Linked DNA regions of Homo sapiens: regions 1, 2 and 3 are each linked to region 4. The links are chromatin contacts, found by Hi-C or POLR2A ChIA-PET in ENCODE. All regions are on one chromosome and are shown on one strand. The core of a region is the stretch at or near the end of the contact, and the rest is flanking DNA. Distances in the headings are between cores, read along the strand shown. Region 1 holds the start of RBM17 (RNA binding motif protein 17). Region 2 holds the start of IL15RA (interleukin 15 receptor subunit alpha). Region 3 holds the start of TASOR2 (transcription activation suppressor family member 2). Region 4 holds the start of SFMBT2 (Scm like with four mbt domains 2).

Evidence for each region. A loop is a pair of places that touch in the nucleus more often than their neighbours do. ChIA-PET counts read pairs that join two places held with the same protein, here RNA polymerase II (POLR2A). Pooled maps may share reads with other maps.
Region 1: a loop to region 4 is called in a pooled map, with 4 times the contacts of the local background. The contact joins the promoter of RBM17 here to the promoter of SFMBT2 in region 4. A Hi-C loop is called at or near these places in 5 of 50 pooled maps.
Region 2: a loop to region 4 is called in a pooled map, with 4 times the contacts of the local background. The contact joins the promoter of IL15RA here to the promoter of SFMBT2 in region 4. A Hi-C loop is called at or near these places in 1 of 168 maps with a recorded cell type or tissue (breast epithelium), 1 of 37 single-sample maps with no recorded cell type and 3 of 50 pooled maps.
Region 3: a map of B cell shows a loop between it and region 4 (13-fold over the local background). The contact joins the promoter of TASOR2 here to the promoter of SFMBT2 in region 4. A Hi-C loop is called at or near these places in 1 of 168 maps with a recorded cell type or tissue (B cell) and 4 of 50 pooled maps. POLR2A ChIA-PET finds 5 or more read pairs at or near these places in 1 of 52 experiments (T-cell).

What each region holds. Positions count from the first base shown.
Region 1 is chr10:6,087,764-6,090,727 of GRCh38, forward strand. It overlaps RBM17 (RNA binding motif protein 17), which reads left to right and starts at 1,271. Exons shown (of 12, transcript NM_032905.5): 1 at 1,271-1,430. RefSeq lists enhancers at 923-972, 1,929-2,767 and silencers at 1,133-1,572, 1,583-1,672, 1,943-2,002.
Region 2 is chr10:5,975,961-5,979,069 of GRCh38, forward strand. IL15RA (interleukin 15 receptor subunit alpha) reads right to left here and starts at 1,583. Exons shown (of 7, transcript NM_002189.4): 1 at 1,445-1,583. The coding sequence starts at 1,532. RefSeq lists enhancers at 1-106, 237-316 and silencers at 1,207-1,586, 1,677-2,346.
Region 3 is chr10:5,683,232-5,686,138 of GRCh38, forward strand. It overlaps TASOR2 (transcription activation suppressor family member 2), which reads left to right and starts at 1,607. Exons shown (of 22, transcript NM_001321783.2): 1 at 1,607-1,944. RefSeq lists enhancers at 1,161-1,400, 1,541-1,650, 2,271-2,450 and silencers at 1,701-1,960, 2,001-2,050.
Region 4 is chr10:7,409,360-7,412,315 of GRCh38, forward strand. SFMBT2 (Scm like with four mbt domains 2) reads right to left here and starts at 1,675. Exons shown (of 21, transcript NM_001387889.1): 1 at 1,502-1,675. RefSeq lists a silencer at 1,549-1,688 and enhancers at 1,924-2,844, 2,845-2,956.

The DNA.
Region 1 (2,964 bases), core at 21-2,520, 1.3 Mb before region 4:
GGTGCAAAGATTTTCCTATTTTTCCTATTTTTTTCTTGATTGTGAATTGTGCTCCTCAAGATTATAAAATGTCCTTCTTAATCTTACTTAATGCTTTTTGCCCTGAAATCAACTTTGTAGTAAGCGGTTTGTGATTCCTGATTTTTTTAATTTTTTTGCATATTCCTGGTATATCTTTTCCAATCTTGTATTTTCAAACTCAGAATAACGTTAGCACTTTCTTGTATACAACACTGAGTTGCATGATGGTTTGTGCTCCTATCTGAGATTGTAGTTTTTTAGTAGGTAAGCTTAGGTCTATATTTCTTCTTGTGAGACATTTGGTCTTGTTCTGTCATATAGTTTGGTTACGCTTTCTGTTTTGTAACTTTTTAAAATATTTCCCTATATATATATTTTTTTTGCTGTGGTTTTGTGTGTGTGTGTGTGTGTGTGCATGCATGTATGTGTGGGTGCATGTATGTGTGGATTATTTGAAAGCTTTGTAGTTTTGTTCTGGGTTACCCTCAGAATCATACCATCCCATGACGTCCTTAATCCTCTATTTCTTTAGATTGTCTTTTGTCTCTCCACTGTATTTCTTTTTTCCCCCTTTTCCCGTTTTCTTAATGACTGGATTTTAATGGATTATAGTAACTTTCTTGGTATACTCCTTCGGACTAAGACGTCTGCTTAAATCTCTACTATTTGATTTATCGGCTTGAACTCTATTTGACACCCAATTAATTACAGATGTAAAAATCATATTTACCCGAAGTCCCACTTTCCCTTTCCCTCCCTGCTTCTGTCAGCGACGTCGTTTTTAAAGACCGAGGCTTTATAGCATTGACATTCTTTTCTGTACCCCTAATCGCGGCATCTGTTTCCATAATCTTACGCTTAACCTCGTGCTCCTTGCCATCCTTTTGCAGCATCTGGCCTATGCAGACTTATTTTCAACTTTTTGCTTATATAGGAGTGGCTTTGAATGAATGAGATCGAGGGGCCTGGAGGGACTTCCCCCACCTCCCCTATCAGAAAGCCCGGCCTCGGACCACTTCTCCTCCTCACCATCTGGGGGCGCTGCCGCGCTCCCCAAGCCTTGTGGAATTTCGAAAATGTGCGCCAGGGCGACACCTCTTGATGGTAAGAAGACGCCGGCGGAGGGGAGCGTGCAGTGCGGTCCTCCCGCGGGCAGGGGGCAGTGCGGCAAGGCGCCCTCGGCGCAGGCGCAGAGGCCGAAGCAGGCGCAGGCGCAGGCGGGGCGCAGGCGCGGGCGCGCTCTCCCGGCAGCCCGCGCTCCCTGACCCCGCGCCGCCGAGCGCCCTGAGGACTCAGCGAAGGGTGGGCGCCGCCGAGGCCTCCTGCCGCTGGCGGGTTTCCGCGGAGTGCCGCCCGGCTCCGCTCTGCCGCCGGCGCGGCTCATGGGCAGAGTCGGCCGGGCGGGCCGGGTAAGTGGCGCCCCGGCGGCCCCGGGTGGGTGGCCTGGCGGGACCTGAGGCGGGCGCGCCTTCCCGGGAGGCGCTAGACGCAAGCCCGCGGCTTTAGGCCCGTCGCGAGGGGCGGAGGCCGGGCCAGCGCAGCCGGAGCCTCCGAGGGTCTCAGTCCCCGCGGCGGGCGCTGGTCTCTCCACGCGGCTGCGGCCCGGTACCCTCCGCCCGCCGCCGCCTCTGGTGACCCTGGCCCTGACCTTCTCCCTCTTCCCTTCCTCCTCCTCCTCCTCATGTCTGCCTCGGGCTGTTTGGTGCTGAAGAGCGTTTCTTCTCCGTCTCGTGCACCGCATCCTGACGAAATTGTCTGGTCACCAGAACCGAGTAGCCCGTAGCGTGTCCCCCCTGGCCCTGCACGGTTGCCCCTCTCTGGGGCTCGGAGCCGGTTCCTCCCGGGGTCTCAGAACTGGGAGTGCAGACGTTGGCGTTTCTCAGACTCCGGAGCTGCCCGGGACAGGAATGCAGCCCTAACCCCGGCGTCGCCTCGGCTCGTGCAGTTTGAGCGGTGTTTCAGCGCTCACGTCCGACCCCAGGCAGTCTTTGAGCTTCGCCTCTTGCCCCGAGAATGTGTAATGATCGGAGAATGCAGGTGGAATGAGGTTCTGCCCCTGCTTGCAGGAGTTTGGTTTCTGGGAAAGCAGGCGTGAAAACCCAGGCCCGGGTTGATTTGAGAAACGCAAGTGGGGTCTGGAAGGACCTCTCTTGAGAGAGGAGGTCATGCTTATGTTGAGTCTTGAAGGTACGTTGTTAGATGTGAGAGGTGGGAAAAAGGCTGCCGGCGGAGGAAGTAAGTGCGAAAGTAGCAGAAGCGAAGCCCCGTAGTGCGTTCTGGAAGCTGCAGGTTAGGCAGAAAGAAAGGTTTGAGGAGGGGCTGCTGTGTTTCCAGGAGTAGTCAGGTCAGAACATGGAGGTTTCTTGAGAAGCAGTAAAGAAGCGCCATTGAGGGTCCTTATTTTGCTAGAGCCAGGCATATGGATGGGAAATAGGATATTCTAGATAAGGGCAAGATTCGCATATACTCAAATAGATGGGTAGATGTGCACTGGCTCCCCGCAGCAGATGGAGTTTTTAAAAGGATGCAACACAAGTTTCCACATTTTTAGTTGTAAAGGCTGCAGACATTTTGATCGTAATGACAGCTTTTAGGGAATATGGGGTAACAGTTTAGTGAGCTAAACGAGAGGGCTTTATTTTTAGAGTTAGTTAAGCAAGGTGCTGCGTGCTGTCCAGTTTATAACAGAGCAGGTTGTGCGGTTGTGGAGCTCTGCGGAACCAAAGGCAGCCTTTCTGGAGGCTCTTGAGAGAATTGTTGTACACTTCCAAATGCAGCTTTATTTAAAGTGGATTTCTTTTTACCTGGTTTGTTTTAACTTACCTTCCCATTCTCCCCTGCCTATGAATTTTTCAGACCTCCTCCCAGCAGGGAACAGATGATCCCAGGCTAGTCATCTCTCAAACCTTTCATAATAGTCAATAGTGAAGGAAGTTCTGTTAT
Region 2 (3,109 bases), core at 333-2,832, 1.4 Mb before region 4:
GCAACATCTTTCTAAGGTCAAAGGGCAAGGCTGTGCAGCTGATGAGATCAGAGATCTCACAGTGGTGCTCCCCTATCCACTCAGTCTTCAAGGAAGACACCTCCTCTCTGCTGGGCTTTGACTAAGGCTGCATTTCACTTTCATATTGTGTAATCCAGCTGCCCCAGTTGCCAGCTATGGGGTCCTGTGACACTGCTAGCCAACTGGGAGGAACCAACCGGTCACCAACTAACTCTGCTTCTCAGATGTGGGGGGAAATCCAAGCATCAGAGTCTCATGAAAACGAAACTTCAAGAAGCCTCGCAGAGCTGGGGTGGGGGTGGCAGAGGGTGGGGGGGCGTTCAGGCCACACCAGGCAGCAGCAACTGTGCGTGGAATGGCTTTGGCCAGGGCCTGGGCAGACTGGCCCGACTGGATGTAAATTATTCAGGGTCTCGCTTAAAAACACACACAGATCATGGCGTTACTAATTCCTATAGAGAGTCCATGGATGGCCTTCAGTGGGGCTTTGACCCCAAAATCATATGCACATTTTGTAACTATGTTCATTCATGCATTTTTCTGGGGGCCGGGGGTTCATAGCTTTCATCAGACCCTCCAAGAGCTCCCTGACTATAAAAAGATAAAGAAGCGCTGACAAGGATAGAGCTAGACCCTGCTACTGTTTTCCTCCTTCCTCTGGCTGCCGGGACAAAACCCCTAGGAATCGCTCATTCCGTCCTCCCTGCCGAGATCAGAGCTCCGCGACCCGCTTTCTTCTCGAATACACCAAGCGATCACAGATCTCTTCCCCCTTTTTCTGCGAGTGTAGACTCCAGGCTGGCCCCCACTCCCCACCCCCATCCGGTCCCGACCGCCTCTGCTGGTTTCCTGATCGCTTAAGAATTGGAAGTTGTTTCCAGGTCCCCAGGTGTGCAACTTGCCCGACGCGTTTCCCCCTGGGACACAGCTCCTCCCCACCCTCCCAGCTCCCACTGACATAATTTACTTTTGCCTGGGAGTCGGGAGGAGTAGTTTCTCCCGGACCCCTCCGAGGACCGCGTGCTATGCAACACCCGCCCTGCAGTCCAGGCGCCTGGGAGAAGCGCACTCGCCCGTGTCTCCAAACTGCTGGACGCCGCCGGCTCCGCGCTCCCGTGGCCAAAACGGGCTTCTCAGAACTGCTCCTGACCTCGGCCTCGGAGACCCCAGCCAGGCCGCCCGCTCCCTTACGTGGGTGACCCGGGCGCAGCGGCGGCGCTCTCCCTGCGACCCCGGCTCCCGGCACGTGTCCCTCCTGCCCGGCGCCGCGTCCCCTCCCCGGCCTGGGCCTGCGCGCACCGCGCTCCCGAGGGCACCGACGCCCCCGCACGGCCCGGGGAGATGGGGCGCCCGGTTCCCTCCAGCTCCACGTCCCGGCCCCCTTCCAAGTCCCGCCCGGGCGCCCCTGCTCCCAGCTCCCTACCCCGCGTCGCCGGCGGCCGGAGCAGCAGCAGCAGTAGCAGCGCCGGGAGACCGAGGGTCCGGCAGCCGCGCGCCCGCCGCGGGGCCATGGCGGCAGCTCCACAGGACACCGCTGGACTCCCCGGGCGAGCGCTGCCCAGGCCGGGGGGAGGTGGCGAGCGCTGCTCTGGGACCTGCCGCCCCGCCAGTCGCATTCGCTTTCGCTTTTGCTTTGGCCCCCGAGGGCTCGGAGAGGTGCAAAGCGGTGACAGATCCGTGACTCAGCGTCCCCACCCCTGCTGGGGAAGGAGCCCCGCCGGCCGCCGCGGCACCGCACAGCCACCCCTGTCCCCGGGACGCATGGGCCGTGCCCGGTGGGGACCCAGGACCTTACCCACGCAAGCCCGGGAGCCTCCCGGTCCTCCGCGCTCGTCGTGCTCTGGGACCTCCAGTGTGCACTCGGTCCGGTGTCCCCACTGCGAAGAGAGTGGGCAAAGTCATCGGAGAGCAGACTCTCTCCAGCCCTCTCTGCGGCTCGGATCCACTTGACCTCGCCCGGCGCTGGTCGCCTCCAGCTGCTCCGCCTTCGGCTTTCCTGGTCTCCCTCCGCGGCCCTGCGCTCGGTTGTGAGCGGCCGGCCTGGGTGAGTGCCCGCGGAGGTGTCGCCGCGGTGCGGAGGCGCGGGCACCTGCCTGGTGCGCTCTGGCCCGGGCGGAGCGCAGCCCCCGCCACCTGCTGGCTCCCGCGGCCCCCGGCGCCCGCTGGGGCCCCAGCTCCGCCACTTCGCCGAATTCCTGCTGCAGCTTTGCTCCCCTAGAAAATGCCTCATCTTAGAAGGAGAGGGGGCGGAGGGGGGAGAAGGGGGAGAGGAGCCACAGTGCTTCACCTCTGAGCCTCGCTTCCTTAGGTTCTTCCAGGCTGCCATCCTCCTCTTTGGCTGGTGGGTTTTTTTCTTTCTTGGGGTCTCAAGTGAAGCCTGAGAACCGGGTCTGTAAGCTCCCAAGTGCAGATTCTCAGGTCTAGCGGTGACATTGGACAGGACGAGACATCTCCAAGCCTCGGTCATTGCCTCTTAAAATCTCACAACGTGTTTATGAGGCTTTTGTGACATACTTGCAAATTCTCTTTGAAAACGAAATAATCTGTACAATAATCCCCCAAGACACAGGTTTACCTTTATAACAAACCTGCACTTATAACCCTGAACTTAAAAGTTAAATAAAAGAATTTAGGGCCGAGCGCGGTGGCCACTCCTGAAATCCAAGCACTTTCGGAGGCCAAGGCAGGTGGATCGCCTGAAGTCAGGAATTCGAGACTAGCCTGGCCAACATGGTGAAACCCCATCTCTACTAAAAATACCAAAATTAGCTGGGCATGGTGGCGGGCGCCTGTAATCCCAGCTATTCAGGAGGCTGAGGCAGGAGAATCACTTGAACCCAGGAGGCTGAGGTTGCAGTGAGCTGAGATCGCACCACTGCACTCCAGCCTGGGCAACACAGCCAGTTCCTGTCTCTTAAATTTAAAAAAAAAAAGTAGAAAGAATAATGAACCTACCATCCGGCAGTGACCACACAAGGTCCATTCTTTTTTTCTAAGCAGGAATAGCCACCCTTACTCCAACTGGGGAAATCCCACATTATTCAATTTCTCTCAATACTTAATAATAAATCTCAAGATGATAAGATCA
Region 3 (2,907 bases), core at 357-2,856, 1.7 Mb before region 4:
TTGGTATTACCAGCACAGTGCTTGACTCATGATACATGTTCATTAGCACTTAATCTCTCTCATTGGTACAGTCATATGTCACTTAATGTTTCAGTTAACAACAGACCACATATCCAACAGTGATCTTATATGATTATAATAGAGCTGAAGAGTTCTATTGCCTAGTGATGTCGTAGCCATCTTAATTTCGTACAGCAACACATTACTCATATGTTTGTGGTGATGCTGGTGTAAATGAATCTACTGCACTGCCAGTCATATAAAAGTACAGCACACATGGCCAGGCGCAGTGGCTCCACCGTAATCCCAGCCCCCCAGTGGGACAAAATGGAGGTGAAGACAATGATGTTGATGATCCTGACCCTGTGTAGGCCCAGGTTAATGTGTGTTTGTGTCTTAGTTTTTAACAAAAAAGTTTAAAAAGTAAATTAAAAAAATTTTTAAATAGAAAAAAACTTACAGATTAAGGATATAAAGAAAATATTTGTGTACAATGTGTTTGTTTTAAGCTAAGTGTTATTACAAAAGAGTCTTAAAAAGTTTTTTAAAAGTTTTAAAAAGTTAAAAAGTTACAGTAAGCTAAGGTTAATTATGAAAAAATTTAAAAAAATAAATTCAGTGTAGCTTAGGTGTACAGTGTTTATAAAGTCTACAAGAGTGTACAGTAATGTCCCAGACCTTCACATTCTCATTGCTCACTCACAGACTCACCCAGAGCAACTCCCAGTACTGCAAGGTCCATTCGTGAGAATGCCTTACACAGGTGTACCATTATTTTTCATACTGTATTTTTATTGTACCTTTTCTATGTCTAGATATGCTTATACAAATACTTACCATTGTGTTATAATTGTCCACAGTATTCAGTACAATAACATATAGCATGGGTTTGTAGCCAGGAGTAATGGGCTATGGCTTATGGTGTAAGTATGTAGTAGGTTATGCTTCTAGGTTTCTGTGATGTTCACTCAAGGACCAAATTGCCTAATGAGGCATCTCTCTCATAAGGTGTCCCTACAGTTAAATGATGTTTGCATGACTATTTATCATGGGCAAGGGTAAACCTGAATTTATTGATGGTCACCTTAGCTCTCTGTGCATGTGTTATAAATTTCTAGAGATGCTTTCCTAGGGGGTAACAGCCACACCTACTATATGGATTAAAACAAGGGCAAAATTTCCAAAATGTCGCATTCGGGCCAGACAAATAAACTGTTCTTGCAGCAGCACCTGGGGAATGAAACGCTGAGAAGGGAGAAGGCGCCCGAAGGCGACCACGTGGGCCACAGCCACAGCACTGTAGGTCAGCCGAGAGAGCGTCTCCCGCCTCTTCCCAAGGGCATCTTCCGCCTCCTGTCAAGGGTCGGCAACGCGAGACACCACGCGCTCGTTGGGATCGGCCGCCTAATCAGGAGCGAGCTGTGGCCTTACGCCTGCGCAGAGGGGAGACGCGAGCGCCGCGTGGACGCTGACCTCGGTCCGCGCCTGCGCCTTGGTTTCTTCCCGGCGATTGGTTCCCATCTCTGAGGGAGACGCCTCACTTCAGTTTTCACTTTCTTTTTTTGCCCCCCCCTCCCCTTTTCTTTTCCTTTGGCCGCGAGGTTTTGCTTCCGGTTGCTAGCGCCGGTCAGAGAGAAAGTCGGCATGTTCTCGCAGGCTGCCGGGCGTCCCGGGGTTGCCTCTTGCCCGTGACCCTGACGGGAGACAGAGCGCGGGCGGCCGCGGCGTCCCTGTCAGCGCCCGCGGCGAGGACCCCGGGGCTGGGGCGGACGGCGTGCCCCTGAGGGGGGTCCCCGCGGGAGCGCGGAGCCGGCGACTGGTGCTTCCCACGTGCGCCGGTGTCGCGAGGGCCCGGGAGGACGCAGAGCACGGCCGGGAGAAGCATGGGAAGGAGGCCGAGCCGGGATCTCAGGTCCTCGGGGGCGGCGGCCACGCCAAGGACGGGTAAGTCCCTCCTCGGCCTGGGCGCCCGGGAACCCTGCGAGGAGGACGGCGGGTCCCCGAGGCCGAGCGCTCGGGCAGCTGCCGGGGCTTGGCTGCGAGGGTCGACGCGTTCTCCTTGCCTTTTGCCGCGCTCCGGGTGAGGGGGTGGGAGGGGTCGGCGCCTTCTAGATGACTCAACCTTCTGTCCTGCGCTACAACCTGTGGCCGCGCTCGGTGTCGCCGGCAGGGAGATCCTAACCGTGTCATCTTGCCCCTTTCTGAGGCGTTTCGTTTGCGTCGCCTGTCAGGGGACAGCTGCGTCCTCAGGGATATGCTGATAAGTTCTTGGCTGAAGTTTCCGTCTTCGGGTTTGCACCGGCTGGGAAATCATTTCCTGCGGGTTCTGCGTGAAGCCTGCTGCTACTCGAGACTTCATGGCAATGCGCCACCTTTTCTTTTTAGGGTAAAACAGGTCTCTCCGAAGGGAGGGTCATTTCAGCAGCAAGCGCAAGCCGCGTTGGGATAACTTGGTGCGAGCAACACAGAAGTTTGTCTGAAGGCGGCGCCAAGCAGCGTTTCGTGGGAGAACTGGGTTGATGACTGAAATTTTGAGGAAGATTACTTTGGGAATTCTCAAGTTTCTCTTAGTCGCTTCTTGTCTATTTGAAATCTGTAACTTTAAACAAACCACGCTTACTCTTCCTTATTCTCCCTGTAAGGTACAATTAGAATAGAAAAGTTTATGAAAGTGTATCCAAAACTTAAATATGTGGCGTACAAGTGTATGGTATTATTGGAATGGCATTCGCGATCCTAGAGTCTACAGTGTTCCCTGAATAAAACTAGGGGTGAGCCTGGCGGTAATCCTGCCTAGGAGGTTTATAGCAAAGCAGTGTCCCCTAACGGTGCAAGAATACCCTTCTGTCGAAAAACTGCCTTATAGGAATGGGTGACTGTATGCGGTATGTCCTGTACTGTACATCA
Region 4 (2,956 bases), core at 425-2,924:
AGAAAGACAAAATAAATCACTCCCTCTGCCCTCATGTACTTTACACCACGTGTCCGCAGTTTGTCACGTCAAATCATGGCAGGGTCTGGTTCCAAGACGCACACACACATTCGGGGTGGTTCTCTTTGACACACACACCCAAAAAAACTGCGCACACGCAGGCCTGCACACTAATCCACAGGCACACACGACAGTTGCGTTTCGGTGCCCTGGTCCGGGCCAGGGGCACTTCTCCATCCCTTTCCCCCCTAGCAATGGACTTGACACACAGACTCTAACCACGGAAAAAAAAAACCGGACAGCCCATTCCTTCTTTTTTTCCCCACTTAATTCGCTAAAGCGCTTCCTGGGGTAGCCAAAGAGAGTCGAAACTAAGGGGTGGAAACTTCAGCTGGGTTTTTTCCCACCTCAAAACCTTTATTTTCAGTTTTTAAAAGCCACCTTAGCCCGCCATATTGAAACTGGCACGGTTTCTAAAGACTCCTTCCCCGCAGTTGTGGCGCTTCCAAGAAAACACGAGTACGGATCAGGCTCTGGATGAGTGTCCGGCCACCGAGAATCAGCCACTTCCCACCCTCCAGGATCCCCCAGCTCCCTCCAGCCCCTTCCCACCGCCCCTGGTCAAAATCAATAAATACATCTCGCAGTTCCTACAGTTGCATTTTGGCGGATTTCTGCAAAACATACACACACATACACATACCCACGCACGCATATTAAAAAATAAACTCCAGAACCAGCTCAAGTCAGCAATTTTGAAAGGGGGTCGAATAAGAGGAGACAACCGGAAAGCCCCTAAGTGACAGGATATTACTTTAAAGAGAAAATAATGAACAAAAAGACCATCCTCGCTGGAGCACGCTCCAAAACTACTACTGCCAATTTTATTTCAGTTGCTCAGGCAAATGTTTCCAAGGGAGCGATTCCGAATGTCTGCACGATTTTTACCCCCATGCCGGTCTCCGATTCCCCGTCCTCACCATCTTTTTCTCCCACCCAAACCAAAAGAAAGGGGAGACCCCAGCGCGGAGGAGACGCGGGAGCGCGGGGTAGGTAGCAGCGGCGGCTGCGTCGCTAAAATGAGTGCAGAAACGAGGAAGGTGGGCGGCGGGAGGGGACAGGCTGCGCCCGGGGAAGGAGGACACTTTGCAACTCCGGACGGACTCCCGCACGGCTCGGCTTTTCCGAGCCCGGAGACGCAGGCGAAGGGGACCCGGGAAGCAAAAATGACAACCTGGAGCGCACAGAGGAGTTTGAAGCTTCGCTCAAGTGCAGTCGCTTTCTTCTCCTGCCCTTCTCTTTCGCTCCCCTGCACCCTCCCCAGCCTTCCCCCACCCGCCACCTCCAACCCCAGCTCCCTCAGGCTTCCTTCCTTTTTTTTTTTTTCCTTTTTTTTCCTAGGCTGGAAAAAGCCCCTGACCAGCGCACTCAACCTGCGGGCCGAAGGGCTGCTCTCCGGCCAGCCTGGGCGCCGGGGACAGCAGCCGGCGCGGCGTCCTACCTGGTGAAGTTCGTCCTGCCCTCGGCGTGGACCCAGGCCCCGGTCGCCGCCCGGGAGGGCACCGGCCTCGCTCGCTTGCTCGCTCGCCCGCCCTTGCCCGCTCGCTCCCCGCCCGCCGCCTCCCTCGCGCGCCCGCTCCGGTCCTCCGGCTCCCACTACAGCTCATTCCAATATGGCATCCTCTCTGTGCGCATGCTCGGCGCTCTTTTTTTTTTTTTTTTTTTTTTTTTTTTAAGATTTTGTGTGTGTGTGTATGTGTGTGCGTGCGCGTGCAGCGAACTCCTTCAACGACCTTTTCCAGCGCTTGCAAAATTTCTTAAGCCAATTAGCCTGCGGGACGTGATCGGCTCCTTCCCCAGCCAGCTCCGCGCCATTCCCTGCGCCTAAGCAGGCGGGCACCCCCAGGACCCTGGGACCTTCCACGCCCACGCGGCCTCCTCCCCACCGCGCTCCCCTTCCTCCTTTTTGTGAGCTCCCTCCATACATGATCTGCAGAAAGTTCCCATCGCGGGCGTTTCCGCACACCCCTCCGCAAGGACAACTGGGCAAACTCCCGTTTCCCTGGCTGCGGTTCGTGAGCTGGGTTTCCAATGGCTCAGTCGACCGTGTGCACAAACTTGCGCTTTATCCGCCGGGGATCGCTGGGAGCGGAGATAAATTCAATCCCCAGGGCAATCTTGGCCCCGCCCGCCCCACCCCATCCTGTGCTTAAATAGAGCCTTTCTTGAAGCTGCGAACATTTCCAGGCCCCTTGGGCAGGGCTGGAGGGGCCGAGGAGAGCTATTCGAGGGAAAGGTGCCCCGAGGGGCAGGAAATTAAGTTGGGGCTGCCCGGGCGAGCTGCCAGGTAGCCGTGCTCGCCACGGCGTCTCATGGGGCACCTAGCTAGTGGCGGGCCTCATAGGGCGGGAAAAGAATCGTCGCTCACACCCCAGCAAAACGTGGCCCTCGACGGTCCGTTGGAGAGCCCCGGCGGCCGTGAGCCCCGGGCAGGGCTGGACGTCTGCGGAGCCCTCGGGCACTTTGTCCCGGGCGCCTGGGGAGGAACGCGGAGCTCCCAGGGCCTTAGGTGCAACGGCTGCGCAGAGCCCAAACGAAATGTCCCCAGTGCGGAAAAGCCGGTGACGCCCTGGTAGCAAGACCAAGAGCTTCCGAAGAACGCTGCGCCCTTAACTAGGGGGCCTCGCAGAGATGCCTGTGTGGGCCTGCATTGTATATTTCTGCGAAATAGCGAATGGACACGTTTGCTCAGGGTTTTTATGGTTGCCAAAGGGGGTAAAATTACCCAGTCCCCCAAATCTGTGTCCCATGAATCCCTCTCATAGTACCCCTCTCCAGGGGGCCAAGAGGTCCTCCAGGTCCCCGTGGGTTCGCAGCTCCACCCGCCCTTCCTCGCCCTGCATCCCTAAGGAGAGGTGTCCGCTCTGAAGGGCTAGGGGCCAGCCATGGAGTGAGG